Linked DNA regions of Homo sapiens: all the other regions are linked to region 3. Evidence: chromatin contacts called from ENCODE Hi-C or POLR2A ChIA-PET data. All regions are on one chromosome and are shown on one strand. Each heading gives the region's core, a stretch centred on a gene start or an enhancer-like site at or near the end of the contact. The rest is flanking DNA. Distances are from core to core; before and after follow the strand shown. Region 1 overlaps DNAH11 (dynein axonemal heavy chain 11). Region 2 overlaps CDCA7L (cell division cycle associated 7 like). Region 3 has its middle 44 kb from the start of SP4.

The links. A loop is a pair of places that touch in the nucleus more often than their neighbours do. ChIA-PET counts read pairs that join two places held with the same protein, here RNA polymerase II (POLR2A). Pooled maps may share reads with other maps.
Region 1: a pooled map shows a loop between it and region 3 (2.7-fold over the local background). The contact joins two enhancer-like sites. A Hi-C loop is called at or near these places in 2 of 50 pooled maps. POLR2A ChIA-PET finds 5 or more read pairs at or near these places in 2 of 52 experiments (H1 and activated CD4-positive, alpha-beta T cell).
Region 2: a loop to region 3 is called in a pooled map, with 3 times the contacts of the local background. The contact joins two enhancer-like sites. A Hi-C loop is called at or near these places in 1 of 37 single-sample maps with no recorded cell type and 2 of 50 pooled maps. POLR2A ChIA-PET finds 5 or more read pairs at or near these places in 2 of 52 experiments (PC-9 and activated T-cell).

Annotation. Positions count from the first base shown.
Region 1 is chr7:21,896,907-21,899,645 of GRCh38, reverse strand. It overlaps DNAH11 (dynein axonemal heavy chain 11), which reads right to left. Exons shown (of 82, transcript NM_001277115.2): 80 at 198-310. Among named protein-coding and RNA genes, the nearest start is that of CDCA7L, 48 kb to the left of the region's middle. RefSeq lists enhancers at 1,274-1,333, 285-1,484. Within about 2 kb of position 1,250, at least 8 of the 41 ENCODE cell types and tissues checked have a DNase peak (open chromatin) inside an H3K27ac peak, as active enhancers do.
Region 2 is chr7:21,937,695-21,940,518 of GRCh38, reverse strand. The region is part of intron 1 of CDCA7L (cell division cycle associated 7 like); the gene reads left to right. Among named protein-coding and RNA genes, the nearest start is that of CDCA7L, 6.8 kb to the left of the region's middle. Within about 2 kb of position 1,323, at least 3 of the 41 ENCODE cell types and tissues checked have a DNase peak (open chromatin) inside an H3K27ac peak, as active enhancers do.
Region 3 is chr7:21,382,611-21,385,310 of GRCh38, reverse strand. No RefSeq gene overlaps it. Among named protein-coding and RNA genes, the nearest start is that of SP4, 44 kb to the left of the region's middle. RefSeq lists an enhancer at 1,275-1,344. Within about 2 kb of position 1,315, at least 2 of the 41 ENCODE cell types and tissues checked have a DNase peak (open chromatin) inside an H3K27ac peak, as active enhancers do.

The DNA of each region.
Region 1 (2,739 bases), core at 1-2,500, 510 kb before region 3:
GGAGGTCCTTTCCCTCCTGCTGCTACTCGCCTGCCCAGGACTCTGTTTCCTCTATAGCTGCTGGTCCTTTCTATAATGGCTGCTGCTTGAGGATTGGTGAGCAGGGCAAGGAGACGCCATCATAGGTAAACAAAGCAGGGCTTCTGGTTAGGCTGTGGTCCTGTGTGCATCAGGGGCTGCACTGCGTCAGCCCTTACCAGTTAAGAAGGACTGAGGGTTGAAGAAGCCGGAGAGCCACACGACAGCCGGAAGGGTAAGGTCTTGTGTCCAAGTATCGAGTTCTCGGCATCGCAGGAGGAGGTCATTGAACCTGGTTTATGGGAGGGAGGAAGAAAAACTTGCTGTTCAGTAAAATAGCCATTTTCCAGTATGTTCTGTTGTGGGCGGTTAGGGCAGGGTGGTGGTGGAGGAGAAGTATACCACTGCTAGCTGGTAAAATCCTTCCCTGACAATTTGCAGGGCACTGTCCCTTTAAAGGGCTAGTTTGTTTCCCATTGGAGACTTGATGACTGTAGCGTTTACATTAGAGCAAGATACACTGAGGAATGTGGAAAACTCATTTCCATTTATGCAACAGCTTTTATTAGAGCCTCTTCATGCTATGTGGTGACTATACAAAGGTCATCACCCTATGACTTGGACTGACAAGCGCCAACTTGGAGGTATGGACAGGGTGTCTGAGGACCAGGGATGGCAAGGCTGTGATGGTGGTTACAAGACCAGAGTTGCCGGGAAATCTGATTGATAAGCAGAGGGAACAGCATGTGCGGAGGCAGTGGAGCACGTGACGGCAGTCTAAGCACGTGCAGTAGCTGCCTGAAAGTGGGGAGGAAAAAGGTTAATTAGGAAAACAAGTCAGCCAGGAATGGCACGCCGGTGGGTTGAGAAACGCTGCTGTTACGTACATGTTCTCTTCTCGGCTCCTCACAATTGGGCAAGGTAGGAAGTATTTGCAGTTGACCTATAAGGAAGCTGGCTCACAGAGGCTAGGGACAGATGAACCTCTTCGATAAAATTAAGAGAGAAGTGAAACCTTGAATTGTAAGTTTCAGAGGCTGCTTAAAGGGGACCAGGAGAATGGAGTAGAGAGCATAGCCTCAGTGTAAAAGCCAGAGTTCTCTAGAAGGAAAGGCTGGCACTGAAGTTTTCTAGGACCTTGTCTGCTTCAGATATGCAAAGGAAGTGGGGGTGAATGAGGAAACACCCTGACAAACCACATGGCAGAACATGTCTGCCTGAGATACTTGCCTGACTCTGGGCCGTGAAGAAGAAAAGGCTCAGAATGCTCACGGTCAAACTTACGTCACCACAAGGAAAATCTCTGTGCCCGGACCTATATTAAGTTCTTCCAGATAGCTGGATCCGAAAAAGCATACTCGACGATAAGAAGAAGAAACAGCATAGGCACCACACAAAGGAAAAAGGCGAATGAGAAAAGCAAAGGCAGGAAGACATTTCTCTCAAAATGTTGCCATCATGAGGATAAACACTGCAGACAATTTGTAACAACTAAAACAAGTGATTGTTGATATAAACAAGATCATGACTTAGAAGGGATCAGGTAGGAAATAGTAAGGAAATTAAGTTTGAAGACCCCAAATAAGAAGTAGAAAATAAAATTATAGAAATGAAAGCAAAAGTGAAACAGCGTAAGGGAGAATAATAAAAACAAATGGAAATAAAGAGGTAAAGGGTTAGAGTGAAAGCAATAAAATGAAAGCTGAAATGAGGCCAGACGTGGTGGCTCACATCTGTAATCCCAGCACTTTGGGAGGCCGAGGCAGGTGGATCACTTGAGGTCAGGTGTTCGAGACCAGCCTGGCCAACATGGTGAAACCCCATCCCTACTAAAAATAACAAAGTTGGCCGGGCATGGTGGCACATGCCTGTAATCCCAGCTACTAGGGAGGCTGAAGGCAGGAGAATCGGTTGAACCCAAGAGGCAGAGGTTGCAGTGAGCTGCGATCACGTCACTGCACTCCAGCCTAGGCAACAGAATGAGAATCTCTCAAAAAAAAAGTGTAATTCTAGAAAATTTGAGTTTTCCTAAATTATACCTTTGAATCTATACAATCAAGGGCACATCATGTTCCAAGAAAATTTGGTAGAGAGTAATCAATACTAAAATATAAAGAATAATATGAACAATGAAGAATCCCTGGATGGCCAGGGGAAAACATGAAGCCATTTATAAAGGGAAAAGAAGTATGCTAGCTTTTGACATCTCCACGGCAGCATTTGACAAGAGGAGAGTGATGGCTACAAAGGCCTCCAACTGAGGGTGTTATTATATTTTAATAACTGGCCAAACTGTCATTCAGGTATAGACATAAGAGTATAGGGCATGAAAAACCACCAGCAAATCCAACAAACAGGAAGGTTTATAACCCAGGAAATAGAGAAGTCTTGAAGAAAATACTTACTTGTAAGTATGTTTAAACTTCTCAGGAAAAGAGAATAACAGTCATAAAAACGAAAACAGGAAATTATAAAACTAAGCTAGGCACCCTTCCAAAAATATAAAAAACCTGGAACTGATAATTATGGACGATGAAATATACTTTATTTTTTGAGACAGGGTCTTGCTCTGTCACCCAGGCTAGAATGCAGTGGCATGATCATGGCTCATTGCACCCTTGACCTCTTGGGCTCAAGCAATCCTACCACCTCTACACCTTGAGTAGCTAGGACTACAGTCGCATGCCACCACACCTGGCTAATTTTTATTTTATTTATTTT
Region 2 (2,824 bases), core at 74-2,573, 560 kb before region 3:
GTTTCTCTTACCCTACCACTTACGACTCAGTTTTCATCAGCTCTCTTAGCATGGTGTCTGGCATATATTTGATGCTTAGGAGACGATGTCCAGCATGTATTAGATGCCTAATAAATATCCATTGAATGGATGGAAGGGCAAAGTAGTATTGTTAGTAATATACTCTTTTAATTAACATTTATATAGCGTTTTCTACTTTTCAGAGCACTTCGCAGGCATAGTTTGGAAGTCATCAGGGCTGGTTCTTTTCCTTCCAGGTAAGTGGTGTAGGGTTGCACTTTCCTGGCCCTGAAACAGTCAAGGCTATTTGACTTGCTTTGGCCAGTGGAATATGAGAAGTACTATATGTCACTTCTAAGTGAATTATTTAAATGCCAGCATACCACTTACTGTATCTCATTCCCTCTGCCACTGCATCTGTCAGCATTCTGCAGAGTGGTAGCTCTATCAGCCCAGGTTCTGGTGTGAGGACAGTGTGGAATAGAGCCTTGGGCTGGCCTGTGATGGACATGTAATGTGAACAAGACGGAAGCCTTTTTTTTTTTTTTTTTTTTTGGTTTGAAGCTATTGATTGAGATTTAGGGTTGTTTGCTACTGCTTTATAGCTTGTCATATCCTAACAGACCAGGGTGCTCCTATTTCAGTTTTGGATTCAATCACTCTGTGGTTGTCATCTGAGTGATCTGGGGTCATGGTAGTCGTGGTAACAAACGTGGGTGGGTTTCTTTTTGATTGTTAGAGTGATGAGGGTGAGGGGAATGCCCCTGGTAAGTGGTTTGGAGTTCAGGGGTATTAAGTACCATGTGGCAGGCAGGAGAGTCCTACAGGATGAAGCAGTTGTTCTGTCCAAAACGTCAGTTGCACCTTGTTGGAAAACACTGAGAACAGACTTGTCCAATTTGATAATCTTTTAGACTCCAGAGAAATCTTAACATTGGCTTCACATGTTCTATCTGCTGACCTCCCTGGAGGAGGAAATTACTTCACACTTCCCAAGTGATTTGGTTCACTTCACTCCCAGGATCTCTGCCAAAATTCCAGTTCATTAGGTACTCATCTGCTGAATAGCTCTTCTAAGACCTGTGTAAATACATATCTAAAATGACTTCCCATTTATTTCTTCTCTTTTAAACATAACATTGACTACCCTGTGGGGCTTTTTATTGTGGTAAGATATACATAATAAAAGGTACTATTTTTAACCTTTCAGTGTTACTAAGTATAGTCACAATGTTGTGCCGCCATCACTGATCTCTCATGAGCTTTTTCATCATTTTAAACTGAAACTCTCTACCTACTAAACAATTACCCCTATGACCTCTTCCTCCAGCCCCTGGTTACTTCTGTTTTAGTTTCTGTCTCTGAGGATATGACTATCCTAGGTATCTCATATGAGTGGAATCATATGGTATTTGTCCTTTTGTCACTGGCTCATTTCACTTAACATTGTTATTAAAGTTTATCCATGTTATAGTATGTATCAGAATTTTTTTTCAATTATTTCTCTTTTGAGACAGGGTCTCACTCTGTTGCCCAGGCTGGAGTGCAGTGGTGCTATCGTGGCTCACTGCGCCTTGACCTCCTGGGCTCAAGTGATCCTCCCACTGCAACCTCTTGAGTAGCTGGGACTATAGGTATGTACTACCCTGCTTGGCTAATTTTTCTTTTTAAAATTTCTGGTAGAGATGGAGTCTCTGTGTTGCCCAGGTTGGTCTTGAACTCCTGGGCTCAAGCAATCCTCCTGTCTTGGCCTCCCAAAGTGCTGGGATTAGAGGCATAAGACACTGTGCCTGACGTCATTTCTTTTAAAGTCTGAATAATACTCTTATGTGTACATACCATCTTTATTTACTCATCTATTTATGTTGTCGGTTGTTTCCACCTTTTGGCTATTGTAAATACCAATGAATAAACATTGGCATACAAATATCTGCTTCAGTCCCTGCTTTCAGTTGTTCTGGGTGTGTGTTCCTAAAAGTAGAATTGCTGGGTTATATGATAATACTAAATTCAATTTTTTCAGAAACCACTATACTGTTTGGCACAGTGGCTGTGTCATTTTATATCATCATAAGCAGTGCACGAGTGTTCCAATTTCTTCACGTCTTTGCCAGCCCTAGTTCTTTCCTGGATTTTTTTTTAATGGCCATTCTAATGTGCATAAAGTGGTATCTCATCGTGGTTTTGTTTTGCATTTCCCCAATGATTAGTGATGTTAAGAATTTTTTTCTTGTGCCCGTTGGTCACCTGTACCTCTTCTTTGAAGAAATGTTAATTCAAGTCCTTTGCCCATTTCTTAACTGGGTTTTTGTAGTTGTTAAGTGAGTTATTTATATATCTTGGATATTAATCCCTTATTAGATATTATTTGCAAATATTTTCTCTCATTCTATATAGGTTGCCTTTTCACTGTCTTGATAGCGCCCTTTGCACAAAAGTTTTTAATTTTGAGGTCTAGTTTATTTATTTTTCTTTTGTTGCCATATCCAAGAAATTATTGCCAAATTCAGTGTCATGAAACTTTTCCCCTGTATTTTCTTCCATGAGTTTTATAGTTTTAGCTCTTATATTTAGATCTTTGATCCATCTTGAGTTAGTTTTTATAGATGGCTTAAGGTAAGGGTCCAACCTAATCCAATTTTCCCAGCACTGTTTGTTGAAAATACTGTTCTTTGCCATTATTCTTGGCATCCTTGTTGAAAATTAGTTAACTGTATATGCAAGGGTTTGTATCTGGGCTCTTTATTCATTTCCATTGATATATATGTCTGCCTTTATGCCAAGACCACACTGTTTTGATTACTATAGCTTTGTAGTAAGTATT
Region 3 (2,700 bases), core at 66-2,565:
AGGCTTGGCTTAGGCAATTTTATTTCCTGCTTTCTCCTACTAAAACAGGACAACTCTACTGGTGGGAACACTAGCAGCTCAAACAAAGAGACTGTGAAATGATAAGAAATATATTTGGTTTTTGTCCCTGGATCCAGGCACTAAAACCCTTGGAATTTGCTTAGTGGTAGGAGTTTTTCATTATTCATAATAAACTCCCTTTGATCTCACCTGAGTTCATGCTAATGAAATGACTTAGGATGAAGACCCTCGATAGTCTCAGGACAGGTCTAGTCACTAGAAACCAAATGATTAGAGGCTTGGAACTTTCAGCTTCCACCCTCCCCCAACTCTGCAAAGTTGGGGATGGGGGCTAGAGATTAAGCCCCATAAAAACTCCTGAACAGTGAGATTTCTGGATTGGTGAATGCATCCACCTGCTGGAAGTTAGCATACCCTAACTCCACAGGAACAGAAGTTTCTGCACTAGGGACCCTTCCTGACATGGCCTTATATACCTCTTCATCTGGCTGTTCATTTGTATGCTTTATAATAAACCAGTAAACATAAATAAATAACATGGCTTCGTGAGTTCTGCGTGTGTGAGCCATTCTAACAAATTACTGAACCCGAGGAGGGGGTCCTGGGAGCCTCAATTTATACATTGTGTAAGTCAGAAGTATGCTATGAGAAACCTGATACTCGGAACTGGCCTCTGAAGTTAGGGCAATCTTGTGGGTCTGAGCCCTAAAACCAATGGAACATCACATCCTAAGTAGTTAGTGTCAGAACTGAACTGGATTGTTGGACACCTAGTTGGTATCTGAACAGAATCAGATAGCTTCTTGGTGTGCAAAATGCCCACACATTTGGTGTCAGAAGGGTTGTGTGAGTGTAGAAACAGAGTTTTCTACTGGGGACACCATAGCAGGCAGCTGAGAAACTAGGGTGGATAATAGCTGATTAATAATTTAAAATTGGTCAGCATGGTGACTCGCATCTGTAATCCCAGCACTTTAGGAGGCCAAGACAGGATGGCAGGAGGATCACTTGAGCTCAAGAGTTTGAGAACAGCCTAAGCAACATAGTGAGACCCTGTCTCTACTGAAAAAAAAAAAAAAAAAAAAAAAAAAAAATTAGACAGTCCTGGTGGAGTGCACTTGTAGTTACAGCTACTTGAGAGGCTGAGGTGGAAGGACAGCTTAAGTCCAGTAGCTTAAGGCTGCAGTAAGCTGTGATTATGCCACTGCACTCCAGTCTAGGTGACAGAGTGAGATCCTGTCTCTAAAACAAAACAAAAACAAAAGCAAAAGCAAAAACAAATTAACCTTACAATTATTGAAATAGAAACTAAAGAGTACTTTGAAAAACCGTTTGGCCAATGTCTGTCTCTTAAAGTTCTGAACCTTTCACCTAGCTATTGATTAATTACAGCTGTCAAAGAGAAGAGCATCTGGATTAACTTTGGGTCAAAAATTCCCCTAAATCGAACACTAAGACTTTTAATGATAAACAAAAAACATTGTCAAGCACTTCATATATGTATTAGGCAATTGCCAAGAAATTATTCATACTCTACACAGTTGTAAAGCAAAATATCTGCTGATAGGCAAGCTAACACATACCAGTAGTCCTATACCATTTGCTTGCAGTTGGCATCTGTTATGATTGGTTGCTCTCTATGCCTTATCAGTTGTTAAATATTTTGAATATCCCACCTGGTCATTTCCCCAAAGACAGTGATTGCTCTTTAACTTTGCAGGCTATTTATATTGGGCAACATTCACTAGAGTCATTTGCTAAAAGATTTTTGCCAAAACTTAATCTGTTTTGTTGCTAAGCAAAATAGATAGTATTCACTTTTGTGGCTGGTTTTATCAGCTGAGCAAAATACATAGTATTCACTTTTGTGGCTGATTTTATCAGCTTGTTAGCAACAGTGTGACTTTTGCCTGTTTTGGCTGTGAAATGTACAATGTTGAAGGATGCCTCTATAGTTTTGGTTTAAGTGATACAATTAATCAGCTTTATACTAGAAAATAGTATATTTGCTTGTTCTAGAAAAATTAAATTGGTTTACTTGATTGAAACTGGGCTTTCTTTGAAAATGGAGCAAAGGCATATATACTTCATGTTATCATTTGACAAAACTTCACTATTTGACAAGGATGGTGTAAACGGACACCACCACATAATGCAATACTCAGATATTCATAATGGCAGTTCCCATTTGCATTTTTCTTTCTCAGGTCCTTGTGTAAAACCACCCCACTCTACATTTCACTGGAGGGCTATACTATTTATCTTTTTAAAATTAAATTATTTGGCATTGTAGTGTTTGTTCCCATCTTTTATGCTTCAGTGGGTCACTGTTGGTCCATTTTTGTGACTTGGGGATAAAGTACAATAGTATTAATTAAAATGCAAAATCATAGATGTAAAAAATAACATAAAATATTTTCCAAGATAAACTTACCAATGCAGTTTTTACAGAGCATGCAAACCAACACTCATTAAACATGTAATTGGATTTCTGCGAGAATAATGACGAGCTTTTTAAAAAAGTTTTTAATAATGAATAATCTTATACTCAATTTTGTGAGATGTGTGTGAATAGAGTTTTATTCTATTTTTTCCTTTCATACAGACACTCTCTGCAAACCACTGTGGGTCAACTGGAGGTCTCAGGATCACATTTAAAGATGCACTGTTTGGCCAGGC